2 separate regions of the Homo sapiens genome follow, and region 1 is linked to region 2. Evidence: chromatin loops called from intact Hi-C (ENCODE). Cell type or tissue: IMR-90. All regions are shown on one strand. Links, peaks and the distances in the headings refer to the core of each region. The heading gives the core; the rest is flanking DNA. Region 1 overlaps LOC105376876 (a long non-coding RNA gene). Region 2 holds the start of MIR6731 (microRNA 6731).

Region 1 (8,324 bases), core at 82-8,081, 57 kb before region 2:
CATGTTTTCTTTTTAAACCATCACATCATACAGAGTGTTTGCAAGTTGCTATTTTCTTCACAGTATCACGGACATACCTGCATGTCGGGATGTACTAACACATAGCTGTGAAATTTTGCCACCAATTTCCTATTGATGGACAGACAGTTGGACTTGTCTACTTTTTCTCCTTTTTTTAATTATACAAAATAAGCAAGGAACATCTTTCTGTAGAGCTTCACACTCCAAAAGGAGTATCCCTGAGGTTGAGGAGATGAGGGGGACATGAGCAGGACAACGTCACCTGCTCCAGGAGGCACAATCAGAGGCAGTGAATGGCCCACCCTTCTGAGTGGCTCTAATGTGTCACCCTGCGAGGACCCCTGCCCCCACACCCAAAGGAGACAGGGGTGTGCCCAGGGGCATTCCTCTTGGAGGTAAAGACAGAAGTGCAGGGTCGGGAGGGAACAAGAGAACTGAGGTGACCCTGGAGGCTATTTCTCACCTGAAATTATGTAGACATTTTCATTATGAAAATTTTCAAACATACAGAAAAGGTGCAGGAGTCATCTAACAAATCTCCATACAAGTATCCACGCAGCCACCAACCAGATGTAATAGCTGCTGACACTTGCTGTATTTGTTTTATCTGTCTATTCCAAAACATTTCAAAGTAAGCTGTAAACATTTTGACATTTCACTAATTCAACATTGTGTCACCCAGGCTGGGGTGAAGTGGCACAATCTCGGCTCACTGCAGCCTTGACTTCCTAGGATTAGGTGATTCTCCCACTTCAGCCTCCCAACTTGATGGGACCTCAGGTGCACGCCATAATGCCGGCTGCCCAGCTAATTTTAATTAATACACACACACACACACACACATATTTATTTATTTATTTATTTATTTATTTATTTATTTATAGAGATGAGGTTTCACCATGTTGCCCAGGCTGGCCTTGAACTCCGGGGCTCAAGCAATCCTCCTGCCTCAGCCTCCCAAAGTGCTGAGATTACAGACGTGAACCAATGTGCCTGGCCCATAATATTTTTTTAGTTTTGCTCTAACACCCAGGCTGGAGCGCAGTGGCATGATCTTGGCTTACTGCAACCTCTACCTTACGGGTTCAAGTGATTTTTGAGCCTCAGCCTCCCTAGATGGGACCAAAGATACATGCCACCATGCCCAGCTAATTTTTTGTATTTTTAGTAGAGACGGGGTTTTGTCATGTTGACCAGGCTGGTCTCAAGCTCCTGGCCTCAAGCAATCCTCCTGCCTCGACCTCCCAAAGTGCTGGGATTACAGGCATGAGTCACTGTAACCGGCCCCATAATCTAATATCTAAAAAAACTACCAATCATTTCCTAATGTCATCTAATAATAAATAGATTTTCAAGCTTCTCAAGTTGTCCTCCTTCTCTCCCTCACATGCACACTCTCTCTATATAATTATATTGTAAAAATAAAAAATATATTTATATATGTGCATTTCTTTTTTTTTTTTTTTAGACGGAGATTCATTCTTGTCGCCCAGGCTGGAGTGCAGTGGCGCGATCTCGGCTCACTGCAACCTCTGCCTCCTGGGTTCAAGCGATTCTCCTGCCTCAGCCTCCCAAGTAGCTGGAATTACAGGCGCCCACCACCACACCCAGCAAATTTTTGTATTTTTAGTAGATACGGGGTTTTGTCATGTTGGCCAGGCTGGTCGTGAACTCCTGAGCTCAAGTGATCTACCCGCCTCGGCCTCCCAAAGTGCTGGGATTACAGGCGTAAGAGACTGCACCCAGCTTATATATGCATTTCTATATATGCAAATTAAAAACCAGCTTCTAGTAGAATGCCATTCTCTTCTCTTCCACCCACCTGAAACTTCTTCCTCTCCCACCTAGGCCTGGGCCTGTAAACCCCATCAGGGACAGTGGCGATGTTGGGCAGAGACATAAAGAATCTGCAGCCTTCGAGGACCAGGTGGAGGCATGGGGCGGGGTTGGGCAGTTTCCTGTCGGGGAGGTACTGAGAGCCAGATGCTGGCCACCACCTTCTCAGGGTGGCTGAGCTGGGGCTCGAGACAGAACTTGGCAAACACTGACCGTGGTTCTGGGACTGGCGGAGGCTGGGGCAAGCCCAGCCCGGGCTTCACAGCAGCCGTCACTGCTTGCGAGGTGCTCCTGGGCAGATGAGAAAACGTGCTCCTTGCAGAACTCCTCTTATGCCAACATACATGGCTCAGCGGTGGAGTCACGTTGGATTTTGGCCCCAATTCCGGTGCTAGCACTTTGTGCAGTGCACAAGCTATACACCCATATGTGGCAACCCTGACCGGCAGGGGTGACTTGGCTAGCAAGGCGGAGCAGACAGACTCCAGCCTGAAAGCAGGCAAGGTGGTCGTTCACAGCGGACTCTCTCTGTCCCCACAGCAACAGCATGATAAGAGCTGCCATTTATTAGGCATTTAGTCTGTGTGAAGCCCTGGGTTGAGTTAGCTCATGTTTTCTTCGTGACCGAGTAGGTGCCAGTGTTATCTTTACTTTAGGGACGAGCGCACAGGCTCTGAGAGGTTCAGTCATTTGCTTAAGGCTGTACACATCATAAGGCTTCATCCTGGGTCTGTTGGCTCTTGGGGCTGTGTCAGAAGAAGGGTGTCTCACATGGCTATTGTTAGGGGGCGTCCCGGAGTCCTGTTCGGGCCCAGGGCATTGAGGATTCTGTTTGTTAGGTCTGCGGTGGGATCTCAGCAGCCAGATATGCCCCATACCCTGTTCAGAACCACTGGGCGTCCAGAGCACGTGGAAATTCAGGCACACGGAAACCCAGCCCTCTCTGGGACACTGTAGGTGACACTGCTGACCTTTAGGTCCCCAAGAGCAGAAATCATGACACCTGGAAGTGCAAAAGGAGATCAGGAAGGTGCCAGAACTTCTGTGGTATCGCTCCCCCTCCCATACGCAGAGTATGGTCGGCGGGGAAGGACGTGAGGTTGGCATGACCCACATGGGCACCCGGCCATCCTGGCTACCCCGGCCAGACAAGCGACCTTGCATAGGCTAGAGAATATGACTTGTCCTGGACTCCTCCAGAAAATGGTGGGGGGATGCTGCTGGCTCCTCCTACCCTGGCCGCGGCCATCAGTTTGGTCCTGGGAAGGCTGGTGGCAGCTTCAAAGCTGGTGGCCAACATCTGGGGCTCTTGAAGCCTGCAGCTCACATTCCTTAAAGGAGAAGGTGGGAGTGGACCGGGGGCAGATTCTGGGGCTACCAGGCCCGTCACTCTCCCCACAGGCCCCTCCTTCAGACAACAGAGAGTTTACCGCATCCCTGTCCTAGACGGTGGCCGCAGGCTCTCAGACGGGCACTCCCTTCTGGCAGAAGCTGCTGTTAGCTTTGCCACACTCCCCACAGAGGCACCGCAGTTTGGAGAGGTGCTTAGGAGGGGCGAGCTACGGCCTTGAATCGTTTCAAGGCTGCACTCGCCAGTCTTCTTTGCTGTATTATTCTCCAGAACAAGCTCCTCCCTGTGGCCTGCATGAAAACTCGGTGGCTGTTTCTCCACTGTCAGAAAAGGTGACGTTTTTGTACACCTGGACCTAGAAGAAATCAGGCTGGGCTTAAAGAAGATCAGGCAGCAGACCAAAAGACACTTAAACTGTGACTCCTTTTGGTTTGTTTGTTTTGCAGGGAGAGGCAATTAGTGGAAATTCTTGGCCGCTTCTGAGCTGCTGATGGCAGTGTCTTGAGGGAGAGGCGCTGGGAGGAGAGGCAGCCGCGGGGAGGGGCCGTGTGGGTAGGGACAGTCAGTAGCATTCGAATGAGCCTTAAATCTATGGGAGATGGGACCCCCCAGTGTCTCAGAGACTGCGAGAAATTGAGCCCTGGAGTAGTCAGTGGTGTGCTGAGGGCTGACAGCTGTGGGCAAAGCTTCCCTGCATGACTGAGTGGACACCAGACATCTTTCTGGGCCAACTCTGTCTCCTCCTGGCTCCCAAACCCGCATTTCCCTTTCCCAGGCTCAGTGGTAGGTGTGCTTACCCCATCCTCGTGGGGCCCAGGGGGTCCACATCCAGTTTTCCTTCCTGACTGCCAGTATCGGTGACCTGTAGTGACTTCAGGCCCCATGCCAGGGGCACAGGCTGCCCACCAGCTCCTGCCTCACCCTACAGTGGACCCACTTCCAGTCCCTCGAGGTGGGCCTGGGTGTCTGATGAGCTGGCTGACCTGGACACTGTTCCCTGGGCTCTCCCTCCCTGGCCACCCTCCTCCTGCATCTTCTGTCCATCTTTTCTTCTCTCCACCCTTCCCACAGGCCCTCCCAAGGTCCCTACCTAGGATGAGCACAGTGATGCTGAAAAGAAAACCTTCCATTCCTGGAGGCGCTGAACCAGGCCCTGCACTAGGAGCTTGGCGCGCGGCCGGACCCAGGCGCCCAGTGTCACCCCGTGTGCCAGAAACTGCCTCCTGCTGCCACCCAAGGGGCAGGGGCTGGCAATTGTGGAAAACACAGGAGTCACAGTCCACCTTTCGGAGGTTGGCCAAGATGTCTCCAGAGGAAAAGACATTAAAGAGGTTGGCCAAGATTCCTCCAGAGGAAAAGACATTAAAGAGGTTGGCCAAGATTCCTCCAGAGGAGAAGACATTAAAGAGGTGTGTGTGTGTGTAAATGAGTGCGTGTGCGTGTGCATGTGAGTGTGTATGTGTGAGACCACACTTGTACCAGGCCTAACTTCTAGGCCCCATGTGAGGGGATGGTGGGGTACAAGACAGTGAGGCCCAGGTGCTCCCTGAGGGTGACCATGATGCTGGGGAGCCCACAGGAGTGGAGCTCAGCTCCTGCCAGTGGCAGTGTCTCCCTGCTGCCCCTGGCCTCGGCCATGAAGGTTCTCCACACAGGGCTCTTCTTGGGACAGCTGGGATTGTTGTTGTCATTGTTGTTATTTTATTTATTTTTTTCAAGGCAGAGTCCCGCTCTGTCACCCAGGCTGGAGTGCAGTGGCGCAATCTCAGCTCACTGCAACCTCTGCCTCTTCAATTCAAGCGATTCTCTTGCCTCAGCTTCCTGAGTAGCTGGGATTAGAGGCACACACCACCCCGCCCAGCTAATTGTTTTGTATTTTTAGTAGAGATGGGGTTTTGCCATGTTGGTCAAGCTGGTCTCGAAATCCTGACCTCAGGTTATCCTCCTGCCTTGGCCTCCCAAAGTGCTGAGATTACAGGCGTGAGCCACCGCACCCGGCCCAGCTGGCGTTTTTAACCTCGTAGGTTATGTGTTCTCTTCCCCACCTCTGTTCTCCTCAGAACAGCTCCGTGTGTGTGCATATGTTTGAGCGTGCGTGTGCATGCATGTGTGTATACATGTGTGCATGTGTGTGTATGCGTGTCTGCATGTGTGTGCGTGTGTGCATGTGCGTGCATGTGTGTGTATGTGTGAGCAAGCACACATGAGTTTTCATCCATGTTGATCCGATTTCCCTGTTTCCCCTGACTCCCACCCCTAGACTTTCTGGAGTCGTCCTCGTTAGCAGCCCTCATGATTCATTGTGGGAGGGGGATTTAAAGCTGCTCATAAAACACCACTTCACTTTCTGTTTTCTTTTCTCCCCTTTCTTTCTCGGCCCCTTGGCTCTATAGCCTGGCTTTTTCCCCTGTGCTTGGCCAGATATGTAAAATAAACACATCCACTGTGCAGGAGGAAATGACCTTTGGGTTTTGGGGGCTCTCTTAATGAGGCCTCAGCACTGCTGACAGTTCCACGCTTCCCTTTTTTACCCTTTGACGTTCTGAGACTTTGCCCAGGAGCTGGCGTCTCAGATTTCAGGTGTCCTGGGCCGCCCAGTAAAGCCGTTCAGCAAGGCCAGGGCACAGCCCACACCCAGTTTCTCACCTGGCTTTACCCTGAGTGTACCTCTGTCTAGGGATCCCACTGGTTTTGTTTTTTTTATTTCTTTTTAGTAACAAAAGAAATCATGTTTGCTTGTCTCTAAAACTATAAGCAGCATAGAAATGAAGATCCCAGCCAGGGCGCAGTGGCTCATGCCTGTAATCCCAGCACTTTGGAGGCTGAGACAGGCAGATCACCTGAGGTCAAGAGTTGGAGACCAGCCTGGCCATCATGGCAAAACCCTGTCTCTACTAAAAATACAAAAATTAGGAGGGCATGGTGGCTCATGCCTGTAATCCCAGCTACTTGGGAAGCAGAGTAGGAGAATCACTTGAACCTGGGAGGTGGAGGTTGCAATGAGCCGAGATCGTGCCACTGCACTCCAGCCTGGGCGACAGAGCAATCTCCATCTCAAGAAAAAAAAAAAAGAAAAGAAAAGAAATGAAGATTCTTTCTCCCCTTTCCTCCCAGTGCTCTCCCCACAGGAACGAGACCTGCGTGGTGTGGGGAGCAGCTGAAGACTTCTCATCTGCCTTTGTGAATGCCAATTGTACACAGCCACTACTGGAATCTTACTCATCGCAGCAGGAGGCCTGGCTTCCGGCACAGGTGGAATGAATGAAGGAAGGAACGGATGAATGAAAACAATGAAGCTGTACAGAGCAGTCTGTCTCCGAGTGGGCAGTGGATCCTGGAAAACACATCTTCAGCCATCCAGAGTGGGAAGATCTGGATTTGGGATGTAGCCGCTTCCTCCCTGTGTGACCTTTGGCAGATGTCATTTACTTTTTGGAACTTCAGTTTTTCCATCCGCAAAAAGGGGATGCTGCCTGCCCAGTTCATGTCACAGACCTGTGAAGGTCAAAACAGAAGGCAGGAGGGAGCATATTCCATAAAAGGTACAGCAGCCGGGCAGAGTGGCCCATGCCTGGAATCCCAGCCAAGGCAGGAGGATTGCTGGAGACCAGAAGTTTGAGACAAGTATGGGCAAAATAGCAATACCTCATCTCTAAAAAAAATTATTTAAAAAATCAGCTGGGGCTGGGTGCGGTGGCTCACCTGTAATCCCAGTACTTTGGGAGGCCAAGGCAGGCGGATCACTTGAGGCCAGGAGTTCAAGCCCAGCCTAGCCAACATGATGAAACCCCATCTCTCCTAAAAATAGAAAAATTAGCCAGGTGTAGTGGTGCACACCTGTAGTACCACTGCACTCCAGCCTGGGTGACAAAGCGAGACTCTGTCTCAACAAACAAACAAACAAACAAACAAAAAACCAGCGGAGCATGGTGGCACACACTGTAGTCCCAGATACTTGGGTGGCTGAGTGGGGAGGATGGCTTGAGCCCAGGAGGTCCAGGCTGCAGTGAACCACGATCGCACCACTGCACTCCGGCCTGGGCCACAGAGTGAGACTCTGTCTCTACAAAAGAAAATAAGAAAGGAAGGAAGGAAGGAAAGAAAAAAAAAATAAATAAAAATGAAAGATAAAGCATAGGGACGTCTCTGAGACAAAGAGCTGAGTGGAAGAATCAAGTTAGGACTCAGCAGCGCAGGATGGCGAGGCTTATAATTTTAATCCCCTCCTCGATTTCTTTCGATGAGGCAAAAAACAGTCTTGGAAATTACTCACCAAACCAGCAGTGGGTGCCAGGAGCTCATTCACTTTGTGTGTCATTATAATTTTTTGTAACTAGAATGGATGGAGCAACCACTTTGGTAGTGAAAATATTTTAATATCCGCATGTGCATAAAGTGACACGAATAACAGTTCCCGTTTACTGGGCTCTGATGCTGTAGCAGGCTGTGGGGATGGCTACTGTGCTCATTTTACAGACAAGGAAACTGAAACCCAGGCAGGCGAAGTGGCTTGCCCAGGCTCACACAGCCAGAACGGGATGAAGCAGGTTCTGACCTCCAAGCAAGACTGACTCCAGTGGGGAATTATGGGTTCCCAAATGACACTGATCACAGCAACAACGGGCAGGACAGGACAGGTGACTCAGAGCAGACTCCTCATGCAAGGGGAGATGTTGCCCAGTGCCGAGGGCACCGGGGCAGGGTTCATGCCTTCCCCTGGGAGAGCAAGAGGTTCAGAGTCAGAAAGACTGGGGCTTGTGGTCCCAGCTCTGCCACTTTCTGGTTGTGTAACTTCTGCCAAATCCCTTCACCCCTCCGAGCCTCAATGTGCTCATATGCAAAAGGGGCGAGTAACCACCTACCTTGCAGGCTTGTGTGGACTGAGTGTGTTACGGCCATGAAAACACCATGTGCTCTATAAGGTGCGCTTTATTCATTCCTGAAGTGAGCATTTATCATGCACCCACGTTCATGCCAAGCCCTTCTCTGGGATCTGGGGAGACAGCAGCAAACACAGCAGATGAGGTCCTGGTCCCTGGAGTTACTTTCAAGTGGTTGGAGCCAGATAATCAACCGAGAAAGCCTGACACAGTTCAGACGGCGTTGAGTGCCGTGG
Region 2 (8,324 bases), core at 111-8,110:
GCCTTTCCCCCACCGTGGTCCATGCCAGACTTGCCAGGTGTCACCGCCCCTCCTGCTGGGATCCTGGACCTGGCTCAGCAACCTGCTTCTTAACCAGCCCCCAGTGACTCTGAGGGACACCAGCACTGAGAACCTCAGAAACCGAGGCCACACAGGCAGGAAGCCACCAAGCCAGCCTTCAAACCCAGCTGGCCACCTGGCTGCAGGCCGGGCACGCTCTGCAGGGCACCAGAGGGGAACGACCCGGCCACAGAACCCACAGCCGGCCTCAGGGATCTACAGATTCCCAGTCCTTGGCTCCCAGGACCAGCCCCTACTCCCACTTCACCCCACAGCGGGCTCAGATTTCAGAGGGTCGGAGGTGGCAAAACAGGAAAAAAGCCGGGAAAGGAAGTCCAGGAGCACAAAAGGCCTGTAACAACCTGTGAAGGTTGTGGGGGCACTTCCTGGGGCCAGGCCCCGGTAAACTCAGTCAACCTTCACAGCGACTCCCCTAGGCAGACACCAATACCATCCATTTGACAGCTGAGCACACTGAGGTGAAAAGGCCCTTCCAAGTGGCCCTCACTTCCCGCAGCCCCCGGGTCGGAGCCCCCAGGGTGTGCTGACAGTCACCTTGGGCAAAAGGTTTTGCGCCCTGGCCTCTATCCTCTCCTGGGGTTGCCCAAGAGATCAGTTACTGGGGACTTTGCACAGGGCCTGACGCAAGGGAGGGGGTTGCTCAGTGACCAGGAGCCGCTGAGCTGGTCCCTTCACTCTTACAGATGGGGACGCTGAGGACCCGAAAGGCCAAGGATTTGTCCAGGGCCAAAGACAAAGGAGTGGGGCTGCAACCCAGGGTATGGGGGGGGACCTGATCTCAGGGCCAGGATATGCCAGGGACAGGAACAGGCAGGTCCTAAGGATGGGGGACCTAGTAGACTGCCCCCCGACTCCATCTCTGCTCTGTTCTGTAAATAAAACCACTGATCCAGCCGCTGCCGGGGCCCAGAGAGGGAGGTCACCTGTCTCAGGTGGTGCAGCAAGCCTGGCTTCTGACGCCGTGGGTCTCCAGGCCCAGCCTCTGTCCCTCCCTCTTGTTGCCTCGTCCTGAGCCACGCATTTACCTTCCAGCTCACCCCAGAAGGGGCCATCTCAGGTCTGGGAGACCCAGGCAGGGAAGAGCAGGCAGGGGATTCTGCTGGAATCTCCCACAGGCAGGGCTGAGTCTCCATGCTCATCCAGGGGTCCCAGCAGGGCAGAGTGGGCGGCTCTGGGGTGGGCTGGGCTGAGCATGGAGGGCTCTCAGAGGGGCCAACCTTGCCCGGTCCCTTGGATCTTCCCACCAAGCGTCAAGACCCCGTCCCGTGCCTCCCTCTTTCTGGAGTGGCTCCCCTCTTTCTGGAGTGGCTTCTGAGTGCCGCATCCCCACCCAGAGCCCAACTGAGGCTCCTGTCCATGCTGACCCTGCCCCTGGAGACATAGGGCAGGGCTGCCACCTCCTTCAATGGAGACTTGATACCTGCACCTCTATTACCAAGGCAGCCACCCAGCTGCTGCCCATGAGAGAGCTCACCGTTGACTAATGGTGGTGGTGGGAGTGCAGGAAGGGGGCTGGGTACTGAGGACGACAAAACGCTGCGGACCCAGTGACTCATGGGACCCCTCTGTGCTACGGCCACGTGCTGTCCACATGTCGCCCCTGATCTCCAGGTCCGCAGGGTGGGTGGCATCATCACACTTCATGGAGGAGGGAGCTGAGGCCCAGAGAGGTCAGTGACTTGCCCTAGGTCACACTGCAGATAACAGCCCTGGCTAAAGTGACGGATCCCTTGCTAACCCCCACCGCTAAGTGCTTTCTATAGATTAAGCCACTGTTTCCTCGCAATAGCATCATGAGGTAGCTGCTTGTGCGAATATCATTTTTCAGTTCAGGAAACTGAGGCACGGAGATGACTAGCCCAAGGACCCACAGCCAGGAAGGCTGGCTTGGAAACTGCTCTCTACACCATGGTGGTCTATGGCTCATGAGGGCTTCCCAGCCATCACCACCTTGAGACTCCTGGAGTCACTGATCCAGTTCTCAGATGACAAAACTGAGGCCACAAAGAAGACATGACTTGCCTAGGGTCATGAAGCCCAAGGCCAAGGGCATGGGCTGGTCTATGTCTGATCTCAGCAGGAGGGAACCAGCAGGAGTGTGGCCAGGGCAAGTGCTGGCTGGGAGCTGACGGTGCAGGCCTGAGGATGCGTGCCGGGGCTCAGGGCTGGCAGAGGTGACCCTGAGAGCCCTGGAGGGAAACTCTTCCAGGGCTGCTGGACTCAGCTCCAAGCCTTTCCCAAGTGGCCAGATGCTGGGATGGGCCCAGGAATTGGATGATGGGGTGTCAGGCCCAGCTGACTCCCAAGAAGGGAGGGGCCAGCCCAGGGCTAGGCCTCCTGCCCCAGGCCTCCTGCCCCAGGCCTGCTCAGCCTAGAATCTTGCCTCTGGGAAGACTGAAGCCTGGGGCGCCTTCCTGCTCCTTGCACAGCATTAGGTCCTATTCAGGTACCCAACTCCCTCAGGCCTGGATTCTCTCCTCACTGGAACTTGGGTGACCCCTCTGGCTCTGCTGTCATCAAGATCCCATTCAATAGTGACTGCTAAAAGGTCTTCTAAACTACAAAGGGTCACATTTCTGAGAAAGAGAGGGGTGGGCCAACCTTCAGTGCACCAAGCTGAAAATGCCTTGGGGAGGTGGGATGGAGCTCAGGAAGCTGGCTGGCTCTATTTCATTCATTCATTCATTCATTCAGTCAGTCAGTCAGTCAGTCATTCATTCATTCTGTGGACACAGAGCCTCAGCCTACCCTCCCACTTCCCCAGCCTTAATCTGACCTTCAGCAAGCAGAGAGAATTAAACACAAACTCGCTTTGATGGACCAGAACTCCCTGCTCATAGGGTCTGGGTGCCCGGACTCTGGGTGACCTGAGCAAGTCACATGCTAAGATTCAAAGACTCAGTTTCCAAGGAAGAGGCCTGGCCTCACAGCCAGACCAGCCCCTGACTTTTGATCACTCCTGCCCTCCATGCATCCCTCAGCCACCCGCAGAGAAGCTGGGGGCAGAGTAAAGCAAGCCTGGCTCAACCTCCACCCAGAAACACACAAGCACCCGACAAATGCCATATCTGAAAGCTTTCTCCATCCTTTTCCTTTCCTTGACTCCCTCAGTAGTCTCCATGGACAGTCATCTCCACTCCCAGCCTCCTCGCTGGCCTCCCACGGTCTCAGGCTAAGCCCAGAGGGTTTAGGGGTTTGCCAGCAGGCACGCAGTGTGTGGGGGCACAGAGCCAAGGACTGCAACCCCCCGAGGAGGGCTCCATCTGTCTGACCTAGCTGCTGTCCTTCCCGCACTGGACCCTCCTCCCCCGCGCAGGGGCTCAGGGGGCTCGGTGGCACTTACGTCTGGGCTCCCGGGGTCCGTCCACGGTCACCTTGATGGCTCGGTGGTAGGTCGCCACTTGGGTGGGGTTGGTGAACACAGTGATGGTCAGGGTGAAACTCTTCCCTGGGGAGAGTGGGGAATAGAGGCAGGTGGTTGGCACCTGGAGCTTCCACAATACCCTGCTCTCCCACCTGTATCTACCCCTGGAAGCCCCTAACTGTCAAGAAGGGGCACTCTGTCCTCTTTGAACATGGGCAGAAGATAGGGCTCTGGGTGAAGTTCAAGCTCTTGGGCTTGGCATTCAAGGCCCCTGGGGGTCTGACGCCAACTTTGTCAACCCCCCGCCCCATGCCGTGACCACCCTGGCTCATGTTCCCCTCTTCTTGGCCTTTCTGCTGTCTCTTCTATTCAGAGACCCACACGATTTTGTGGTGGGGAGCAGGATGGGTATATTCTATTTTCTGAAAGTAATTGGTGATCTTTGTAGAAAAATTCAAGAACATACAAAATATAAATAAAGAAGAAAAGACACCCCCCCCCCACGGTTCCACTAGCTGGAGATAGACACCGTTACCATTTGGTGTTTTCCCTTTCAGCTCTTTTTGTATGGGTTTGTATATTTACACAGTCGCAGTGGTACTAAAATACAGATTTTCATACTGTTTTTTTTTTCATTTAACCTCACATCAGAAGCACTTTCCCACGTCATTAAAACTCCATAAACTTCGTTTTTAATGGCTGCAAAATATTTCAACTCAAGGAAGCCTCCTCATCTTTTATTTATCTACCTCCTTACTCTCGGGTATTTACATCGTTGCTAATTTCTTATTGATGTGTGCAGCTGGAGCTGAAAAAGGACTGATTTGGGAGCTGCAGACATTTCTTCTGTAGACACAACTGTTATTTCCAGAATGTTCTATTTTTAGATAGACATTTGGCTCCAAAGTCTCCATTCAAAATTCCTGAGAGGGGAAAAAACTTTTAAAATACTACTTTTTTTTTTTTTTACCATTTAAAATAAAATGAAAGTGACCTTCTGTTTATAAAAATCTTTGTCTGCATCTCTGCTTATTTCCTTAGAAGAGATTCCAAGAAGCGGTGAGTGATTTCACGGCAGCAGAGGGTTGGGACATATTACGGGCGCGGATCCCTCTTGGAGTGAGATGACTCTCCGGAGAGATTTAGTCGTCACCCTCGCGTGTGAGGCTGCGTCACACCCCAGGGATGTGTCTATCAAGATGGAAGATCTTTTACACGCTCTTGATTTTGTTTGCCTTTTTTTCTATTACTAGTGAGAATGAAACTTTTTATATGATTATTATCCATCATAATCCAACACAAATTACTGCTTCATGTTCTTTTACTTTCCTGTGAAGGTTTTAGTGCCTTTTAAAAATTGCTATATATTAAGCTTGTTAATACTTTCCATGCTGTATTTGTGGCCATCAGTTTCCCCGGGCACAGGCCTGCACATTTTGCCTTCACACGCTGGGTGGTTTTTCATTTTCACTTCTATTTCTCGTTCTTCTATCGTTTTATGTTCAGACGGGTTTCTCCGTGTAGAAAGCAGTTTATGAAGATTTACTTTCGACAGTCTTCTCTCTACTTTCTACAGTGAATTCTCTGATGTGTCTGGGAGTTTGGGGGTCTGGGTAAGAGTCCTCCTCTCACCCTATTCTCTATTACGATCCACAGCCTCATGCTTTATGAGATTGGTGGCCGGGAGCGGGGGAGATTTGCGGATCCCCCAAGCCAGACTTTATCCCCCTATCCCTGCCTCTGGATCCCACGTACAGGCCTGGGAACTCCCTGTGGGTAGGGGCCAATGGTCTCGCACTCTCACCTGTACCCCAGGGCTGGCACAGGATGGTCAAGGAGAGAGGCTGCCCAAGCGCATCCCTCTGGTGTCCCCCTGACACGCCTCCAAAGTGAGCAGGTAGGTTTCAACAGCCCCACGTTGCAGGTGGGAGATGAAGCTCAGGGTGGAGACCAGTATCTCACAGTTCTCTTTGCATGGCCGGGTACTTGTTAGTCAACTGATCAAGTGAAAATTCTAGCCCCAGAGGCAGGAGAATCCGGAACAAAATTAAACCAGCCAGGCTGCCAGGAGCCATGCCACAGGACCCAAGGCCCTCTGAGACACCAGGGGGAATTTAAAGCTCAAGACCCACTGAGTGTCACTCCAGCTGGGAAATGAGGGGCTTCTCTGGAAGCCTTTTCCTAAGCCAGTCGGCTGAGGCAGGGATAGAAATTCTGACTGCACTTGCCCCCGGAGCCCCAGGTCAGAACAGACCTGGTCTCCCACTCTCAGGTCACAGGGGCCACTTTGTATGATTTCTGGAAGCAGAAGTGCAGATGGTCTAGGGAAGTGCCAGGCAGATGCCTCGGGCTCCCTGCCCGACCCCTCCTACTGCCTTTCCTCACTCTGAGGTCATTTCTCTGCTGGACCTCTTTCTCCTCCAACCAGCCCAGCACTCTCCTGGGGTCCCTGAGCCTCTGACCCTGCCAGCATTGTCCAGCACCTTCTTGGTTATGACGGGGAGTTTAGGCAGACAGCCCAGAGCCCTAGGGGCCAGACTGGAGACACGGAGGACTAATGGGTCCCAGTGCCCTGCCACAGGGCCCCGGGCCCACAGCAGCATTTGAAAGCTTACTAAAACCCTCCTTCAGGTCGCCCACCTTCTCAGTCAGGCCTTCCCTGGTCACTTTATCTGAAGTAGGCATTTTTAATTTTAATTAATTTTTTTGAGACAAGGTCTTGCTCTGTCACCCAGGTTGGAGTGCAGTGGCATGATCATAGCTCACTGCAGCCTGGACCTCCCGGGCTCAAGTGATCCTCCTGTCTCAGCCTCCTGAGTAGCTGGGACAACAGGTGAGCGCCACCATGCCCGGCTATTTCTTTTTTTCCCTTCCTTCTTTTCCTTCCCTCCCTTCCTTCCTTCCTTTCCTTTCTTTTCTTTCTTTCCTTTCTTTCTTTTTTTTTTTTTTCAAGCTTTTACTATGTGCCCAGGCTGGTCTTGAACTCCTGGGCTCAAGTGATCCTCCTGCCTTGGCCTCCCAAAGTGTTGGGATTACAGTCGTAAACCACTACACCTGGAAGGCATTTTTAACTTGGCTCCGTAGAGTTGAATGAGCCTGAGAACTAGGGTAGGAAAAAATTACAATTGTATTGTCCCTAACCTCTAACTGAAATTTAGCATCACTCTCAAGTACGAGCGTAGGCAACAAACCACAGAGGTATTATCAGCCGTACCTGTGACCTTGTCACCAACAGACGTCACAGATACTTACATATCACATTACAGTTGCTGCAGATTGCTCTAAATATCTTTTATGCTCATCACAACTTCAAAACCATGGTTGTCATTAGGCCCAATGCTAGATCTTATTTAATACATTGAATAAAGCAGCACATTTACCACAATTTTTAAAGTATTTTGCTATGTTTTAATAGAAATGGTTTCTATTGTAATACTTTGTATTTGATTTTATACCTTAAAAATATCATTGTTCTGAGAAAGGTGTGCGGGCTTCACCAGCTATCAGAGGGGCCCACAGGGCAAAAAAAAAAAAAAAAAAAAAAAAAGCGCTAAGCAGCTCAACCTGAAGTATCACAGGCCCTACCACTCCCTTTCTCTATTCCCTGCACCTGCTGGAATTTTCTCACAATGCATATGCTTTTAATAATCCATCTACTCATTTTGTCTCCTTCTACTAGATTATAACCTCCCCAGGGGCCCAAGTTTTTGTCTTGTTCATGCAGTGTCTCCAGCCCCTAGGACGGCATCCGGCACAGAGTAGGTGCTCAACAACATTTGTTAAATAAATTAAGGGCAGAGATAATGGCTCCCATTTTGCACACAGGTACTAACGTCCCGCTCCTGAGAAGTGAGAAGCCCCCACCCATACCAGGTAGCAAACCACATGCCACCCCTGAGGTCACCAGCACTCCTCGGCCGCTTCCACCAGCTTCCACGCCTGTCACCACCCCTCCCAGGTACAAAGGAGAGGAGTGTGGGGCCTAAGAGGAGGAGTGAGAGGGAGGGGCAGGAGTCCTGGACCTCGGGAGACAGGGAGCCTGGGGAGCAGGGGTGGGAGAAAGCTGTCTCCCTGAGTGCCCCTCAGCTACCCCGGCCCTGCCCAGCTCTCTCTCTGCCTGGCAGTGGCAAACCCATCCATCCCTCTCTCTCAGCCTCTAGATATAACTCTGTGCAGGAGTCCCAGGCAAACCTGCAATCCATCAGGAGCCCAGGAAGTGTAAACCCAGGCTCTCTGAGGGCTGGCCCTGGTTGCAGGGGAGAAGTCTTGGTCTGGGAAATGGGTTTCCTTTAGGGCTCCAGAAACTCCTCCAGGACCCATCATCAACCAGCCGGGGTGGCAGCAGGGCCTCAGGCAAGTCCTTGAGCATTCTCTGCCTGGGTTCCTATGTGTATAAGGTCCCCGCCCCACCCACAGGAGCTGCATGGGTGGGGGGAGGGGACGTGTCTCAGTCTCAGGGGACCTCGGGGTTTTCTCAGCTTCAGCCAAGAAGCCATTCATCTCTCCCCCAACCAGCGGTTCCCCTCAGCCTGCACCGGCACACTGCACCCCGAATCTCTGTCGACACACAGTTGCTTTTTAACCAGTTGATCACAGCTCGAGAGCTCATGTGCTTTTCATTTTCACTTAGGCCAGTGGCCGCCTGCTAGAGGGGCATTTTTGGGATTTGTGGTGGCGTGTGGTCAACATAGTGTTGGGGTGGCACTGCCAGCGTTAGGGGTGGGGTGCGTGTATGTGGTGGGGGATGCCAGCACCCAACGCTGCCCAGGGTGGTGAAGATTCAATTCTTCCTGGGAGGGAAAAACTTGCTTATAAAAGTTCTCTGGCTGGTCGCAGTGGCTCATGCCTGTAATCCCAACACTTTGAGAGGCTGAGGCAG

What was found. Peaks named below come from ENCODE experiments on the same cell type or tissue, not always from the same donor. Only the 100,000 strongest peaks of a DNase experiment are listed, where the experiment ranks them.
Region 1: it touches region 2 in a loop (2.6-fold over the local background); 6 of 110 quality-filtered maps call a loop at or near these places.

What each region holds. Positions count from the first base shown.
Region 1 is chr1:24,858,909-24,867,232 of GRCh38, forward strand. It overlaps LOC105376876 (a long non-coding RNA gene), which reads left to right. Exons shown (of 3, transcript XR_947082.3): 2 at 4,280-4,617; 3 at 6,323-6,830. Among named protein-coding and RNA genes, the nearest start is that of MIR6731, 56 kb to the right of the region's middle. RefSeq lists an enhancer at 7,387-8,324. In IMR-90, for the core only: a CTCF peak has its summit at 3,496; no DNase peak of the experiment used is centred there; H3K27me3 peaks cover 2,524 bases.
Region 2 is chr1:24,915,816-24,924,139 of GRCh38, forward strand. It overlaps RUNX3 (RUNX family transcription factor 3), which reads right to left. Exons shown (of 5, transcript NM_004350.3): 3 at 3,425-3,529. MIR6731 (microRNA 6731) reads right to left here and starts at 3,601; the gene lies at 3,530-3,601. In IMR-90, for the core only: no CTCF peak of the experiment used is centred there; a DNase peak (open chromatin) is centred at 4,576; H3K4me3 peaks cover 269 bases; H3K27me3 peaks cover 1,255 bases.